Linked DNA regions of Homo sapiens: region 1 is linked to region 2. A link is a loop called in an ENCODE intact Hi-C map of the cell type or tissue named here. Cell type or tissue: IMR-90. All regions are shown on one strand. Each heading gives the region's core, and the rest is flanking DNA. Links, peaks and the distances in the headings are about the cores only.

Evidence for each region. A loop is a pair of places that touch in the nucleus more often than their neighbours do. Peaks named below come from ENCODE experiments on the same cell type or tissue, not always from the same donor. Only the 100,000 strongest peaks of a DNase experiment are listed, where the experiment ranks them.
Region 1: it touches region 2 in a loop (2.0-fold over the local background); 2 of 110 quality-filtered maps call a loop at or near these places.

The regions. Positions count from the first base shown.
Region 1 is chr18:59,482,263-59,487,646 of GRCh38, reverse strand. The region is part of intron 2 of CCBE1 (collagen and calcium binding EGF domains 1); the gene reads left to right. Among named protein-coding and RNA genes, the nearest start is that of LMAN1, 130 kb to the right of the region's middle. In IMR-90, for the core only: no CTCF peak of the experiment used is centred there; a DNase peak (open chromatin) is centred at 2,666; H3K27ac peaks cover 534 bases.
Region 2 is chr18:59,604,446-59,609,829 of GRCh38, reverse strand. All of the region lies in intron 2 of CCBE1 (collagen and calcium binding EGF domains 1), which reads left to right. Among named protein-coding and RNA genes, the nearest start is that of CCBE1, 90 kb to the left of the region's middle. In IMR-90, for the core only: no CTCF peak of the experiment used is centred there; DNase peaks (open chromatin) are centred at 3,259 and 3,779; H3K27ac peaks cover 2,753 bases.

The DNA of each region.
Region 1 (5,384 bases), core at 60-5,059, 120 kb after region 2:
AGGCAGGTTTTGGTGGTGGTGGGTGGAGGGGATTTTGTTTTTAGTTTTATCTTAGTGGTTGCTGTAGTGACCATGATACTCTTAACGTTTGCCTGGGAGGAGCAGTCTTTCTGGCTAAAAGGCTGGAACCAAGCATGCTCAGATGTGAGACTGATTTTATTCAGTTCTGTTCTTGGGGGATGTAGTGTAAAAGGAATTCTAGTAGTTCACACAAAGTCATGCAAAGCTCAATAAAGATTTCAGCAAGGGAAGAACATTGAAAAGAAAGATTCCTCATACTAAAGAACTTTGCAGAAAAATTCAGGACCACTTTTAAACCCTCAGCCTTTTAAAATTAGCCCCAGGAGATCATGTTCTCTGTACTTTCTGGCAAAAAAATCTCTTCCAGACTCCCTTCTTAGGCATGCCACAGTGTGGCTGGAATGATGAAAATTATGCAAATTGGGTTCTCCAGTTTTTATGTCTCGGAAGTCTCCATTTAGGCCTGAGTAGTTGACAGTGCGAGGAAGCCACCATCTAGTGTGCCTTTAGAAGCCTTCATCAGAAGGAGCTCGTTGCTTTGGAATGAAATATTAAATTGAAGAGGTTCTTTAAAAACATTTGGGACTTCTGTGTGCCTGACCAGGATTATCTACTAGAGGCCAGGTTCTACTCAGCTCTCTGGCTTGGTAGCCCAGAGTCTGGAGTTTCTTGGATATGCTTTTTATGATTCTCTTAATATTGTCACTGAGATTTGGTAATAACAAGCTTACACGTAAATAAATAAATAGGTAGGTTTGGGGTTTCCTTGTTTTATTTGGGTATAGTTTTCCAAAAGAATATACCTCTTGCTTCTTGTTGCAGTAGGAAAATGATAGGGGCTACTTGCTTTGGGGTTGGGGAGAAAGATGGAAGTCTTCCTTCTCACCAGACTTGGAGATCATCTTGCTGCACCCTGGTCTCCACTTTCCTTAATAGCTGGTGCTTCTGGTTTCTAAGCCTTGCTGAGGTTCTGCAGGGAGGACTGGCTGGCTTCTCCACGGTAGCCACCCCTGGAGCCTCCCAGGTATGAAGTTATTCCACCCTGCACAATCCTCTTGCCATGTTCATACATTGTGTTTCAGGGTTAGAGAAGCCTCCTAAATCCATAGGGTGTGGGGCTTGCATTTTTATTTCTGGTTTTCATTATTTGAGGTTAACTTGTAAAAGAAGAAAGCAATATAACATTTCTTTTCCGGCCTCTTGAAATCAAAAATTTCTCCCCCTACTTGTCTTCCCCCTATTTCTTCCCCTATTTTGTTTTTAGAAGAAAAGATTTGTCAGCCATTAAATAAGAGGTGGAAAGAAAGAGATGAGTCATAAGATGAAAGCAACTGGGAAGAGTTGCTTTTGCCATTTGCTTGTTGTATTTACAAAGCTGCAGCTAGAACATATTCTGACTGCAAGCCAGGCCCTGTGCTAGGCACCTTTCTTATATTATCTGTAATACTGTCAATTATCTCATAAGGCAGATACTATTTATTCATGTTTTGTCCATGAGGAGTCTGAAGCTCAGCAAGATTAAGGAGCAAGGCCAAGATTAAGGAGCAAGGCCAAGGAGCAAGGCGCAAGCAATCCCTAGCTCTGTAAATGTCAGAGCCAAAATTCTAGCCCACATTTGTTGACCCCAAAGCCAATGCTCCATTTGTTACACATTACCTTAACACCAAGAACTCTCAAATACTCTCAAACATGCAGTTTTCTCTCTCATTAAAAAAAAAAAAATCTGGCCGGGCACGGTGGCTCATGCCTGTAATCCTAGCACTTTGGGAGGCCGAGGCGGGCGGATCACCTGAGGTCAGGAGTTCGAGACCAGCGTGGCCAACATGGCGAAACCCTGTCTACCGAAAATAAGCTGAGCGTGGTGGCAGGCGCCTGTAATCCCAGCTACTCAGGATACTGATGCAGGAGAATCGCTTGTACCTGGGAGGCAAAGGTTGCAGGGAGCCGAGATCATGCCACTGCATTCCAGCCTGTGCAACAGAGCAATGCTCCATCTCAAAAAATAAATAAATAAATAAATAAATAAATAAATAAATAAATATCTGATATATCTGGCGCATGAATAAGCAGCCATGCAAGGAAAACCCCAAATAAATAATAGAAAAATGTACCCTTGCATTGCAGCAAGGGTGCAAATATTTGCTAATTCACTTGGCCTTTCATGGTCACTTTTAGTCTTCTAATACTATAGGAAGTTATTTTTAAAATTCTTTTCTAGTCTCTAACATAATGATCAGCAGACAGTCTGATGATGCAGTCTCTGTTATCTTCATTTTTCTGATGTAGTTTTTCCTTCCAAAAGCTCACACACACTCCTGGCTGGAGGGCTGTATTTCTGCCTGCACGACTTTTATTTATTTATTTTTTTTACATGTGTTAATACTCAGGGGCACCCAGGGGGAAACTCCACAGACTTTCTTGATTACAAGATATCACCCTTTCTATGTAACAACCATCTAATCACTTCCCCTTGCCAAGAAATGAGAAAAGTATTTGTATTTGGAAAACCAAGCTACAACACGTGAAGGGTATTAAGAATGATTGTCTCCCCAGAATCCACACGAGCTTTCCCCATCTTAGTTTGTTTTTCTAAAGATAAAAACCACACAGCAGTGTTTGTAGTTAGATCTAACAAGTGCCCATGCTTGCGTAACAAGATTTCACTTTGGCTGTCTCAACTTTATTGTACGTAAATAATGTTGTAAGTAATCTTTGAAACAGTATAACGTGCAACCAGTGTTTATTTTTTTAATACTTCAGAATATGTCATTATTTATTTTAAATGGTGATTTATGATTGATGGGTGTTTCACATGCAAAATAATGTATTCCCAGGAACTCTAGGGAAGACAGAAGGGCGCACTGGAATCTCACAACTCCTTCCCTTGAGCAGACAGCTGGGGTCAGTTATGCAATTAAAAAACGCAAAGGGGAAATTCTTAGCTAAGCAGGTATGTAAATGATGCATGCCCATCCTGAAACTCAGATCTTCTCTTGATGGAGTTCCATAGCCTTTTGAAAGCATATCAGATCACTTCATTATCTGATTTCATGAAAAGGCAAATGACAGGTTGCTTCTTACTCCACTGCGTGGACAGTCCTAAGCCCTTGAAATGCTCATAAAGGTCACAGTGCCCAAGTTTAATGTCTTGGATGTGGAAAGAGAGATTGTAAGGGATCATATTGATTTGCATGAACTTTAAAACGCCATCAAACAGCTCAGAGGTTGTATCTTAAATGCAGCATTAAAATAGAAACAGACAAATAAAACCATATGTTTAAATGTGATGTTCGATTTGAGTATCAAAAACACGTGGGTTTTTCCCCCTTGTATCCAACTTTCTCATGAATCACTGGAGTTTCAAATCATCTAGTACACTTTTCTTCCTCTTATAGTTTTCTGTAGGACAGCCTCAAGTAATGGAGTAAGGAATAACCGTAAAATTTTAGTGAATACTCAAGCCAGTTTTCCTTCTGGTTGTTAGGAGCTTGAACTTTTTTAAACTATGGAAAACTAGACAGAGTTTAAGTTTCATGCAATATAAAGGTGGACCCTGTACTTCTGGTACCTCATCATAAATTTATATCTTCATGGGCTTCTCTTGGTATGTAAAATTATAATTTAGTTTGAGAGGTTGGAAAATTATGTCTAATAAGAGCACTCTGGACACTGCCACACATCATTCATATTGGTAAATTGGATGGATGATTTCCTTCTAACATAAAATGTCAAATTAATCTATGCTGGGAATTCCAGTACAGGCAGGGGGACCTTAGCTGTATCACTCAAGTCTGTTTTGATAGCATCCCAAATGCCACTGTTTTTATATTGAAAGCATACTTCATATGCTTTTGAAGTAAGATATCTACCACCACTGCATTGCATGTGAGAAATGTTACAGGGAGAGGAATGAAGTGGAGTTGCTGTTCCCAGTTATGCTTCAGAATTTCTGTTACCAAATTTGACTTTTAACAATTGTATGAACTTTTCATAAATTTCACATAAAACTAATTAGGGATTTTATGAAATTTTTATAAATTTTGTTTCAGGAGGAGATTACTTAAGTTTCTCCTAGGAATGTTAATTTACCTGGCAGACCAAATTGTAGTGCAGCAAATTGATTTGACCAATACAGGTTGAGCATCCCTAATCCAAAATTTTGAAACATTTTCAAAAGAAATGCTCATTGAAACATTTCAGATTTCAGATTTTTGGACTGGGGATGCTCAGCTGGTATTCTGCAAATATGCCAAACTCCAAAATAATCTGAAATCCGAACACTTCTAGTCCCAAGTATTTCAGATGAGGGTTACTCAACCTGTAATAAAATCAGATTATACTAATTTGCAAGAGTAGAAAATAATGATCTTAAATAATTTTTTTCATCACATTTTAATAAAAAATAAAGTGTACCAAAATTCTTAGAAGACCTTATGTAACCTACATGAAAGTTCTAATTATTTGACAAAGCTGAAACTTGTTTTAAGACACAGATAATGTCTAATTTCCCAAATCAGTGGTTTGTGCTCCTTTCTCCACCATGATGTGTAAATGGTGTGTTCACACAGGTGACATGATAGGCTGTAGGTGACATGCAGTTCCCAGCTGGTAGACCACGTTTAACTCAGTTTCTCTTCCTAGAAAGCATGCCCAAACACAAATGAGCGAGAATGATGTTGCAGTAGGAATGACCTTGAATCTTATGTCTTTAATAGTTACAAAAAAAAATACTTCTTAAAAACGGTAATTTAACCTTTATAGTCAAAATATCTTGGGGTATATTCTTGAGATTTGCAGATCCACTGTAAGCTGGTTAATTCTCAGCTTCTCATATATGATGATGGAAGTGGTGAAAGCAAGGAATGGGGAAAGTAATGCGAGCAGGAGACAATGAGACAAAGGGAACATTAGCTCCAGCAGAAATGCCAGGGTTGTGCTATTTTACATAAAATGTAGAGACTTTATAACCATATAGGTCCATTTAACCAACTGCCATTTTTTCCTACAGTTGTCATATTTATTGCAACTACATGCATTATAAACCTTGTAAGACAATGTATGTTATTATTTTTGCTTTAAGAAATTCAGAGCAAGTCTTTGCTATTGTGAATAGTGCTGCAATAAACCTATGTGTGCCTGTATCTTTATAGTAGAATGATTTATAATCCTTAGGGTATATACACAGTAATGGGATTGCTGAGTCAAACAGTATTTCTGGTTCTAGATCCCTGAGGAATTGCCACACTATCTTCCACAATGGTTGAACTAATTTACACTCCTACCAACAGTGTAAAAATGTTCCTATTTCTCCACATCCTCTCCAGCATCTGTTGTTTCCTGACTTTTTAATGATCGCCATTCTA
Region 2 (5,384 bases), core at 247-5,246:
TCATTACTTGTATGGGTAGGTTTTCTGGTATGTTTTAAGAATTGAAAAAGTTATGCTTTCCTGATGTTTACAGGAGAGGAATAGACCCTCTATAGAAAATGCCTTTTCAAATAGACTAAAATAAACATAACACATGAAGAATGGATTGGGTAAGGGTGAAACTGATCATGAGTAAAGATACTTTTAGAGTAAACTAGGCCAAAAAGTAAGAAGTCCATGACTAAATAGTGGCAGTAAGGATTCAGGGAAATAGATTTAAGAAACACTGAGAGGTAGAACCTATTGTACTTGGCTGACCAGATGTGGAGACTGAAGTAAGGGAGAAGCCAAGGATGATTCCTGTCTAGGTTTGGTCTACTGGTTGAGCAATGGAACTGTTCTGTAGCATGTCGAAAACCTAGGAAGGAGCTGTTCTAATGGTGATGAGGGTGGATGTTAAGATAATTACAGATTTGGACCTACTAAGTTTGACACATCTGTGATATATGCAAGAGGAACTGTCCAATAAGCCACTGCATATGAGTCTGGGGCACAGAGATTTGTGAGCAGGAGATCTAATTTTGAGAGTCACTGGAATATGAATGGTGGTTGAAGCCAAGGAAGTAGATGATGCTTCAAGATGTGTGTGCAGTGAGAAGGGAAGATGGTTGAAGACAGAACCCAACAGAACACTAAGGAATCCAGAAGCGAGTATGGGGAGTAGTGGCCAAAACACGGAAGGAGAAAAGTGCTGTCTCGAAGATAGAGGGGGAAGTTTCAAGAAGGAGGAGTTGGTCAACAGATGCACATATGACAAGTCACATAATGCAAGAACTCAAGTCTGTTGGGTTTCCCATCACAGAGCACACTGGTGACCTTCAGGAGAGCTGTGTAAGTGGAAGGTGGGGGATAGAAGCCAGATTATGGATGAGCAAAGACTGGATAATGAGAGAAGAGATGACACATATAGACGACTGCTTCAAGAGATTTGGACAGGCCCAATAGAAACAGATGGGCAGCAAGGATCTAATGTGTAGATTTGAGGAAAATCTTTTATTTTGAATACAGGAGAGGCATGAACACTTTCATGTGCTAAAGGGAAAGACTCCGTGTAGAAGAGAAACTTGATTATGAACAAGAGAGACGTTTTCACTCATCCACAATAAACACTTTCTATTAAAGCTCCATTTGAAGTGCTCATAATCCAGTCTTCAAAGTTTCCCCTTGAAAATTCTTACCTCTCTTGAGTAGTTGACAAATTTGACTTCAAAGAGTCTTCCCTAGATCATTTCATTGCTGATGTGAAAATTAAAATGGGGGCTTGTTCTCGTGCCTTCTCTAAAACACATCTCTCAAGCAGGTGGTAAGGGCTGAGGGTGACTCTTCTTAGAAATGCTAAGATGCTATTTGGCAGGAATAACACTAAATCATTTTGTCTTGCATCAACACTTTGGCCCAAGTTTCTTAAATAATCTCTGACATGATTAGGAAGTAGGGATCTAAGGGGTCTGGAACACAAAGTTAAATTGTGGTGTTGACCTGTAAGGAGTACAGAGAAAATCCTGGAAAAGGAATTGTGTAAATAACAGTAATAGCTAATGCTTATTGAACACTCGTGACAAATGCTACTGAGTAGCTTGTTTCATATATTTCTCTTTAATTTTCAAAATAACCCCATTACCTATATACTTTTTAATCCCCATTTGTATTTATTTATTATTATTATTTTTCGAGACGGAGTCTCACTCTGTCACCCAAGCTGGAGTGCAGTGGCACGATCTCAGCTCACTGCAACCTCCCAAACTGGGAGTGCAGTGGCGCAATATCGGCTCACTACACCTCTGCTTCCTGGATTCAAGAGATTCTCCTGCCTCAGCTTCCTGAGTAGCTGGGACTACAGGCACACGCCACAACACACAGCTAATTTTTAGTAGAGACGGGGTTTCACCATGTTAGTCAGGCTGGTCTTGACCTCACGTGACTCCTGACCTCAGGTGATCCGTCTGCCTCAGCCTCCCAAAGTGCTGGGATTACAGGAGTGAGCCACTGCGCCTGGCCGTTCATCCCCATTTTTAAATAAGGTAAATCCAGAACCTGGGGTTTGAAGAAATAATCAGTGTCACACAGGAAGTGGTTCCGATTTGAACCTTGGTTGAGTCCAGAGTCCGTGTCTAACCATTGTGCAACATTAGCTTTCAAGCTCAGCGAGGTGCCCTAGGACAGCATCTGAGGCTGCCGAGAGTAGCTGAAGGGAATAAGAGAAGAATGAATGTCTAAATCCAGCTATGCCCAGTTCCTTTTTGTGTAGTGTGATTTATGGGACTATGTCATGATGATGCTTCACAATTTTATCTTTACAGTCAGTCCCCAACTAAGGAGTTGTGCCCCATAGTTCATTATATGTCTGTTGTTTGAAATTTGGAATGATTCTGCAACTGGAACAATAATGGTAAATAGTGAGTAGGCTCCAGTCTAGCTCATCTGAGTCTGTGGAATCATCCACCCATAAACTGGTTCAGATTATCAGATTCTGGACTCTAAGAGGGCTTTCATGCCATTCATGAACTTATGGGCCGTATTCTACATTGCTGACTGGTACATGCTTATCTAAATGTCAGCCAAAAGCATGCAAAATTAGAGAACCAAATCTGCATTGTAAAAATACTATGTTTTCAGCTGTACTGGACAGGACTTTTGGCTCAACCTTTGTTTTCAAGAGTAAGTACCATGCTTTCCTTTGATTGGACTGACTGATGCAGTGAGTACTTGTGTGCTTTTTTTTTTTTTTTTTTTCCCAATTCAACACACCTTTTATGGAGTACCTACTCTGTCGTACTCTAGGCCAGGCCCTGCACCGGTCACTGGGGATACAGACATGACTCGGACAGTCTAGCTTGGGAAACAGACTCATGTCCGACTAATTATAAAACAGTGAGATAAGTGTCACAGCAGAAGCATGAACCAAGAAAGCACAGCACATTTGGAGTGTAGGCATTTATCAGAAAAGGTTTCTTTGAACAGCTGTCGAAATATGTAGTGAGAGAAATAGCATTCGTGTTGCAAATATAAGGTTAACCCATTTTGGTTAACCAAGGCACTCATGCTCAGATTTCTCAGATAAAAAGATGATTGGTTGTTTTTTTTCCTTCTAAAACAGCAGGGGTAACAAAAGATTCAAGATTAAGATACAGCCTCCAGAGATGATTCTTGTGCTTCTTGACACCCTTCCAAGGTTTGTTTATGTCACCCTGGGGCCCCGTGGAGATGCTTGGTTTGTAAATGATCCGTGCAAGATGCAGGGAGTCACATACGGACGGGATGTTATCTTTGAAGAGTAAAGTTATGTTTACTACTTTCTTTGAAGACAGTTTGTAATGGGATGTCATGACAGTCCTGTTAAGTATGCAGATAATGAAAATCAACGTCTGACTTCTAAACAAAAGTTGGGGGAAAGTGCATAGAAAGCCAGGATTTCAAGCATGTGCTTTGCGGTTTGCCATGTGGACATTGTCTTTGTCCCAGATGCCTCGCTGCTTTCCCTGAAAGGGTCACTGTGTCCTTCTGTCACATCTGAGGAATTCCATCCTAAGGAAGTAAAAAACCAATCTGTGGGAGTTCTAATGCCTCTAAGGTCTCTCATGGAGTATGCAAAACATACACAAATGTGATCTCTGCCTTTGTCCGAAGCATTTTTCCGAAACAATGAATGGACAGTTAAGAATTAAGCGTGTTATTACTAAGAAAACATGACTTGTTTTGACAATCATTAAACTTTGGGGTAAATGGGAGTTGAATCGCAAAGCACCATAGGCGTTGAGATCATCGTGGTTGCTTGAGAGCAGTGACGTGCTTCAGGCAGAAATCTACAGTTCGGACATTCGAGCATCGCGATTTCTCTTGGTAGATTTCTAACTGAGGCCTAGCTCAGGCATTTCCCCCAGTGGAGCAGCTCACTTCCACCTTCACCTTTTCCTCCCAAAAACTGCTAGAGGGAGGATAGCTTATCCCAAGGCCACCCCTAGCAGTCGTCCACTTGGCTCTGGAACGTTTCTCTGGCAACAACTCAAGTACTTCTTATGTTTCAGTCTGAGGGTTTGCTGGGAACATGAGGTATTTTATCATCCACCAAGAAATGTTCCTTTGGGAGAAATGAGAGGCAGAGTCCCTGCAAGCTCTAGGTGGGTAGCCATCTAGGCTTTTGAGAGGTCAAAGAGGCTCCTTGTCATCTTTAGTTCCCCTGGTTTTCCAGCAAAGCTTTAGCATATGAGAGATGATCCAGGAACACCTAGTAATTATGCAGAATGGCTGACCAGTGGGGAATGCTGGCCAACCTAAGAGTTATCCACCTGGACCACATTCTTTTTCAGGCTCACTTGGCATGATGCCTCTGCCATAAAGCCCTTCTCCTGGTAGGGTGAGATGCCCCCTTTATTCTGTGCTACACCCCAGCTAGTTCATGCCTTATTCCAACCATCGACCCACCTGTTCTCTATAAGGATAAAACTTGTCATCTTCCTCTTGTTATCGCTGTGACTGGCTTTCAGCAAATAGAGGAAAGATCCGGCTTTGGTGTTCTTAAAGACTTTAGCTGTTCCCTAAAACATGTTGTAGAAGATGTTTTATCAAAAAGATCAAAGTTCATATCACTGCCAGACTCCTTCCTTCTCCATTTCTCCCTGCTGTGCCTCCTAGGGGGAGCAGCCTCTGTTAGGGCAGAACCACCAGCTCCTGTGTAACAGATGACACTCCTTCTGTGGGCACTTTTCCCAGCCTTTGCAATCAAGTCAGGCCAGAACATGCTCTCATGAGGGCATTGCTTTAATCTTCAGGCATGATGAACACGGTGTAGGTGGCAGTGACTGGACACTGAGCTCCCGTCTCCAGTTTGAGGTGGGCCTGGAGCTGCCGGATCCCCTACTGATCACTGGATAAGATGGGCATCTTGCCCCATTTTGACCCTACCTATCAAGCATCTTAGCAATAGCTGACCAAGAACAAATGATACATTTTAAGAGACTTGGCATTTGTTTATTAAAGTACATTTACTGCTAAGCCAACAAAACTAGACAGTGTACATTTCAGGTTTTGAGAAGCAGACATCCTGGTCTAATGTATCTCAAAATTATCCATCTGAAGAGTTGTCCAAATTGGACATTGAAACAAATGCCTATTGAAGCAATCACATACCATGGAAATTTCCTTCTTTACTAAATCTCCCATATCTGCTTGTTTAATTCACGTTTTTCTGTTACAGAAGTAGATGATCAGCTCTCCTTTTAAATACAGGTGACTGTAGCCACTTACTTAGTATGTTGGCTTATATCAAGGGAGTAGTAATTTGACTTTATTATATCTGATCAGTAACATGGACTATAGAGAGGGCCAGTTTGAGACCCTCATCTGCT